2 separate regions of the Homo sapiens genome follow, and region 1 is linked to region 2. Evidence: read pairs that join two places in POLR2A ChIA-PET (ENCODE). Cell type or tissue: GM12878. All regions are shown on one strand. Links, peaks and the distances in the headings refer to the core of each region. The heading gives the core; the rest is flanking DNA.

What was found. ChIA-PET counts read pairs that join two places held together with the same protein. Peaks named below come from ENCODE experiments on the same cell type or tissue, not always from the same donor. Only the 100,000 strongest peaks of a DNase experiment are listed, where the experiment ranks them.
Region 1: POLR2A ChIA-PET joins it to region 2 with 5 read pairs; 2 of 35 experiments call an interaction of 5 or more read pairs at or near these places.

What each region holds. Positions count from the first base shown.
Region 1 is chr3:60,503,257-60,506,180 of GRCh38, reverse strand. The region is part of intron 5 of FHIT (fragile histidine triad diadenosine triphosphatase); the gene reads left to right. Among named protein-coding and RNA genes, the nearest start is that of MIR548BB, 110 kb to the left of the region's middle. In GM12878, for the core only: no CTCF peak of the experiment used is centred there; a DNase peak (open chromatin) is centred at 1,180.
Region 2 is chr3:60,357,618-60,360,541 of GRCh38, reverse strand. The region is part of intron 5 of FHIT (fragile histidine triad diadenosine triphosphatase); the gene reads left to right. Among named protein-coding and RNA genes, the nearest start is that of MIR548BB, 260 kb to the left of the region's middle. In GM12878, for the core only: no CTCF peak of the experiment used is centred there; no DNase peak of the experiment used is centred there.

The sequences.
Region 1 (2,924 bases), core at 108-2,607, 150 kb before region 2:
TACCATATAAAAAGAACTGTAAAATAACATGGAAAGCTCAATTATATTGTCTGTGAGAAATCATGGGAAAAGACTATTAAATTTTCACATTTTACTCATGGCTTTGTTGATTAATTGAAAGAAAATAAGACTAATGATAAAGTTGGTCATATTTATGAAATTGCCACAAAATGAGGAGTCATCAAACCAGACTTTTACAAATGGCCTAATAGTTTCTTCTACAAAAAGCAGAGGTGGGTTGGCATGAGGAGGCCATATTTGGTAACTGTGGGGTTAATGTTACCAAATTCAAGCTTATTAACATTAGAAGAATGATGATAATATAGAAGTTGTCAGAATTTGGAAAGAGGTTTTGTCCGTTGGATGAAAGAATGCCATTGCAATACCAATGGATGCCAATGGGATAGCAGAAATCTAAGAGTTTGTCAACATCTTGGCCAAGATAATCAGCAGGGGATTTGGGCAGCTTTCTGGGATTTACCACATGAAAAATAGCAATCAAAAACAGAGCCCAAATAATATGTATTCCCAATTCATAGTCTGATTATCATAAAATATGCTGGAAGAAACCTTGGAGGATGATCTCCTCCAGATGGGAAGCAAAGGTGAAAAGTGTAAATATGAGAGAGAATGTGCGTCTGTATTAGTTACAAACGGCTTAAAAATATTTCTGTAACTTTGTCATAAGATGTTTTAAAAGAAGTTTTAGGGAAAATTTTCTTTCTAATAACTAACATATCTTTTCTATGAGGCTTTTATATTTAGTAATAACAGCTACCACTTATTTAATTCTGACTTAATGGCCCTTTACACAGATGCTGAAAGAAGCCTAGGGGTATGGAAGTAAGCTGTCCACACTCACCCACCTAGTAAGTAGTGAAGTCCCAATATAAATGAGACCATCCTAATTGCAAAAATCATTTCCTTAACTACTTAGCCATAGCAGAGGCCTGGAACCAGTCTTGTTTAGGTAGATGACCTGGTTTAGCCTTTTATCTATTAAAATAAAGGAAGGAAAAAAAGTAGTGGGTTTCAGATAGATTTCTGCCCATTATTTTGTTTTTTTCTGTTTTTACAGCTCATGATCTAAATAGGAAAAAAAATACATCTTTGACAAATGTCCAAAATAGTTCTGACAAAACTTTTGGGGTGATAGTGGGCAGGGAAGCAGGTATTCCCCTTGTCCCCTGGGACCTGTTGGTTTTTCTTGATGTTGTCATGCTGACGTATAGCAGTTTGACTTCCACTTTGAACTTAAAGGTCAGAATTTGTGCTTTCAGACTATTGAACATAATGTAGTTGTTCCTATTCCTCAAACTTTGAAAAATAATTATAAATTAAATCACTACTAAATTTCATTTCCACATTGGGCTTACTACCGGGCAGAAAGGCTACCTGTGTAGCTAACAGTTACATGACCTTAAGGAAACATTTTATCCTTCTCACAATTAAAAAATCACATATTTCTAAAGCATATTTTCTTTTGAATTAATTATTTTCTTATTTTGTTAATCACTTTCTCCTTTGGAGCTGCGGTTGAATACAGCCTGTCCACTATCGCTGAAGCTCTCAAAGCTTCATGAGACTCCTTCAATCAATATATTGTATTTGGCAGTTCACGTTTTACTATGTTATACAATTATATTTAACAAATTACTGTGATGTGAAACATTTGGGTTAGAATAATAAATAACTTTAAACTACTTACTAAGCAGCTTTGTTGAACCAAAAAAAAAATTTTTTTTTTTTTGAGACGGGGTCTCGTTCTGTCGCCAGGCTGGAGTGCAGTGGAGATCTTGGCTCACTGCAACCTCCAACTCCCAGGTTCAAGTGATTCTCCTGCCTCAGCCTCCCGAGTAGCTGGGATTACAGGCGCGTGCCACCATGCCCAGCTAATTTTTGTATTTTTAGTAGAGACGGGGTTTCACCATGTTGGCCAGGATGGTCTCGATCTCCTGACCTCATGATCTGCCCGCCTCGGCCGCCCAAAGTGCTGGGATTACAGGCGTGAGGCACGCTGCCCGGCCAAAAAATCTTTTTAAGTGTGACTGACATTGGTGGCTATCAATATGGTTGGATGCTTATATTTAGAGAATATACTTCACAATTCTTTTTTTCTGGTCATTTGAGCTATGTGGTCATTTATCTGTGTAGTAAAATTAACGTCACTTTGTGATATAATCTGGTGATACGTAAAATAAGGCTTATTTGCTCTTTCTTAAAATCAATACTGCATGTATTTATTATAAATAAAATGAGCAAGAATTTAATACTGTTAATTTTTTTCATGCACAAAAGTATGAAGTAAAAAGACTCATAATCCTACTGCCCAGAGATAATCCCTGTTAATCTTTTAAAATGTTTTGTTTTCTTCCATCTTCTCCAAAACAGTTTTAGATAAAACTAGAACACAACACTACTCTACATATAGTATGATATCCCTTTCTTTTGATCCTAATACCGTAAGTTTTTTCTTATTGTTTAAAGTTAATGTTTCTTATTCATTAACTTCATTTTCAGTGGTTTCATAATATTTCATCAATATGATTAACTATAATTATTTCACCTGGTTTTGAATATTTAGTTTGTTTCATAACTTTCACTATTAGAAGTCATGCCACAACCAATATAAAATGTATGTGCCCATACATTTATCAGTTATTTATATTACTGTATATTACATGCATACACACTCAGTAATTGTAGGAGTGAAGTATTCAAAGAAAACTGAGACATAGCATCTTTGCTATCATAGGCCTTCTTGGATAAGGTACATACACATAAATTATGTAAATGTTATGATAATAAATGTTTGAGATCTCAATGAGTGGACATACAATAAAATTTCACATGTACCCAAAAGCAAAGTGGAAAAACATTTTGCTACTACTCATTGAATAGTAATAATTTTCCTAATATATGCT
Region 2 (2,924 bases), core at 215-2,714:
CCTTACCCAAGGTCACAGAAAGACAGAATTAAAACCCAGGGCTCTCAGAGTCAAAGACTTGCATTTTTCCATTCTACCATAACATTCTTCTAGGCTGAATGGATCACTTCACTATTTAGTATCTGAACTCTGTGCATTATTGGCCCCAGTGCCTTCTCTCATGTTTTCTCTTTCTTAGCATTATTTTCCTTTTTCCTTGAACCTCCTTAAGTTGCCTTTGTCTTTTATAGTGCCAGCAAATTTGTACCTTCTGGAGGCTTTTCAAGATTGTTTCAGAGTGAGACTCCATCTCAAAAAAAAAAATTTTCTTGCCCCACCCATACTCAGCCTTTGACTCTTTTAGTGTTTAATAGTTTGATTAATTGTTAAGTTGTGGTCATAAATATTAAGATTATGGAGTTTAATATAAGTCCTAAAAAGCTTAGTATTTGAATATAATAGAAATGGTAGATGCACCTAATGGGGAACTTTCAAACCTGCACATTTGTATTCTTTTTCCAAAGCAGGGATCTGTCCTTTCCTTACAGAATGAAAAAAAAAAAAAGAAAAAAAAAAAAAAAGTCTTGAATGTCCTAGTGTTCTAGTGTTTGCATAATTGCTTTTCATCCCTGCTCTCTGCTAATTGCTTTTAAGGATCTCTGCTACATCCTGCATTTCCCATCATTGTTGGATTTTATTGACTTCTCTTAGAAAGCCAGCCTGATATATAAAATTCTATTATCTTGGGACCTTTGCCTGTGATGCTGTTATGCTTTTAGGGAAGACAGTGGTTGGTTCCATGAAAATGGACCTGTCTGGAATACACTGGAATTTCATAATCTATCCAGAAAAAGATAAAGCCCAGATGATAAATACCAGAACCTTTTGCTCCTGTCTCTTTGGCGAAAACAAGTGGTGTTTGGCTTGCTCTGGTGAAGGGGTCATGGGCTGTCACAGAATTCGAAAAAGATATTTTGATATTCAGGCCGGGCACAGTGGCTCACGCCTGTAATCCCAGCACTTTGGGCGGCCAAGGCGGGTGGATCACGAGGTCAAGAGATTGAGACCATCCTGGCCAACATGGTGAAACCCTGTCTCTACTGAAAATACAAAAATTAGCTGGACATGGTGGCACACACCTGTAATCTCAGCTACTTGGGAGGCTGAGGCAGGAGAATCGCTTGAACCCAGGAGGCGGAGGTTGCATTGAGCCAAGATCACACCACTGTACTCCAGCTTGGCGATAGAGCGAGGCTCCATCTCAAAAAAAAAAAAAAAAAAAAAAGATATTTTCATATTCAAGTAATAATATATTTTGGAAATCTAATTTTCTCAGTTTTGTATCCAAATATCATGAAGTCAAGCCAGTCTACTCTGTTCTGTGATGTGGAAAATCTCTGCTGTGTAATTCTCAACCATGACTCTTGGGGAAGGTTTCTTTGTACTGTGGTATAATGCATGTGATTTGGCTCACACTTCTGGAATACCTGCTGTATTCTCAGTGCTGGGCAAGTGCTGATGGGATACCACATCTGACTTAATGAGCTTTTGTTTTATGTCCTGTTGCTTGAACAAGTAGACTACAAGCCCTCAACACCTCCTATAGACAAAGAAAAACAATCTACCATTTATTGAGCATTTACAACACACATTATTTAATATAAATCTTCCATCAATTCTATGAGTTAGTTACCATTATTACTCCATTTTATAGATGAAGACAGTCAGAAAGGAGAAGAATAATTTCCCCAAAGACCTACAACTAGTGAAGACCTGAGCCAGATTATAACCCAGTTCACCTGGCTCCAAAACCAAGACTTTTGATTGATGTGCCATAAATGCAGGGGCTGGCAGAGAAATGGATAAGCACTAGAAAGTATAGACCTACCATGTTGTATCTGTGTTATCAGCCCCTTCTTTACTTAGCAATGTTTATTAGCCTTTCACTATGCTCTTTCTGAAATAAAGCTGATTTTGTTTATGTCAGAACACTATGACCTTAGCTTTTTGACCTAGGCTCACAGTAATATTTGCTCAATGATCATAATTCATTGTGATTTACGTCTTAAGAATATAAGGAACACCTGAGATCTTTGTGCCAAATTCAGAAGGAATAGAGTGGTTTTGTTTTCTTCTTTGCTTTTTTCTTCCTCATCTTCCTTCATTCTGACTGTAGTCCATCCTTGGTTTCAATTCATGGCAAGTTCACAGAACCTAGCAATAGGTTAAGGAAAGGAAACTTCTCAGCCAAATACATCTCTAGTATCAAAATCTCCAAATAGTGGCTGGAAAGGATTGTTCTCTAAAATGAGTTCTGTCTTTAGAATATTTTAATCTATTTTATGTCACAAATATGTATTAAGTGCTTGTTATGTTGAGGGTGCTAGGTGCAGTGAAGAATACCAAGCTAAGTGAAGTGAACTTTGCCTTGAAGAATGATAAGGTGCATTGCCTTCTTTCTCAAAACTTATGTGGTTCTCCAGACAGCTGGAGGATATAATAAAACACAAATTGCTAAGGCCTATCTCCTGAGTTTTGATTCCAGAGGTTTGGGTTGGAGGTCTATAGTTCGAACTTCTAACATGTTCCCAGGTGATGCTGATGCTGCTGTACATAATACAATTATGAGAGTCTTTTATCTACTGGGAGAAGGTCAGTTCTCACCTCTGAGCCAGTATGATGGAGAAGGATGGAATGCTAAAACCATTCTTGAACAACAAGGTAGTCTTATGCAAAGACTATGATGGCCATGTGATTAAGCGTTGTGAAAATTACCAGTAGAACATAGATCAATGCTTTTAAAATATGCTTTGCAATATGTTAAATATGTGTATCAATATGAAAGTATATACTACAGAGAATAATATGCCTAAGTACAACATCCACAGAATATTTTCATGTTGGATTAAGCTTCCTGGCTTTGAGTTAGGGTTGATGTCAATTGA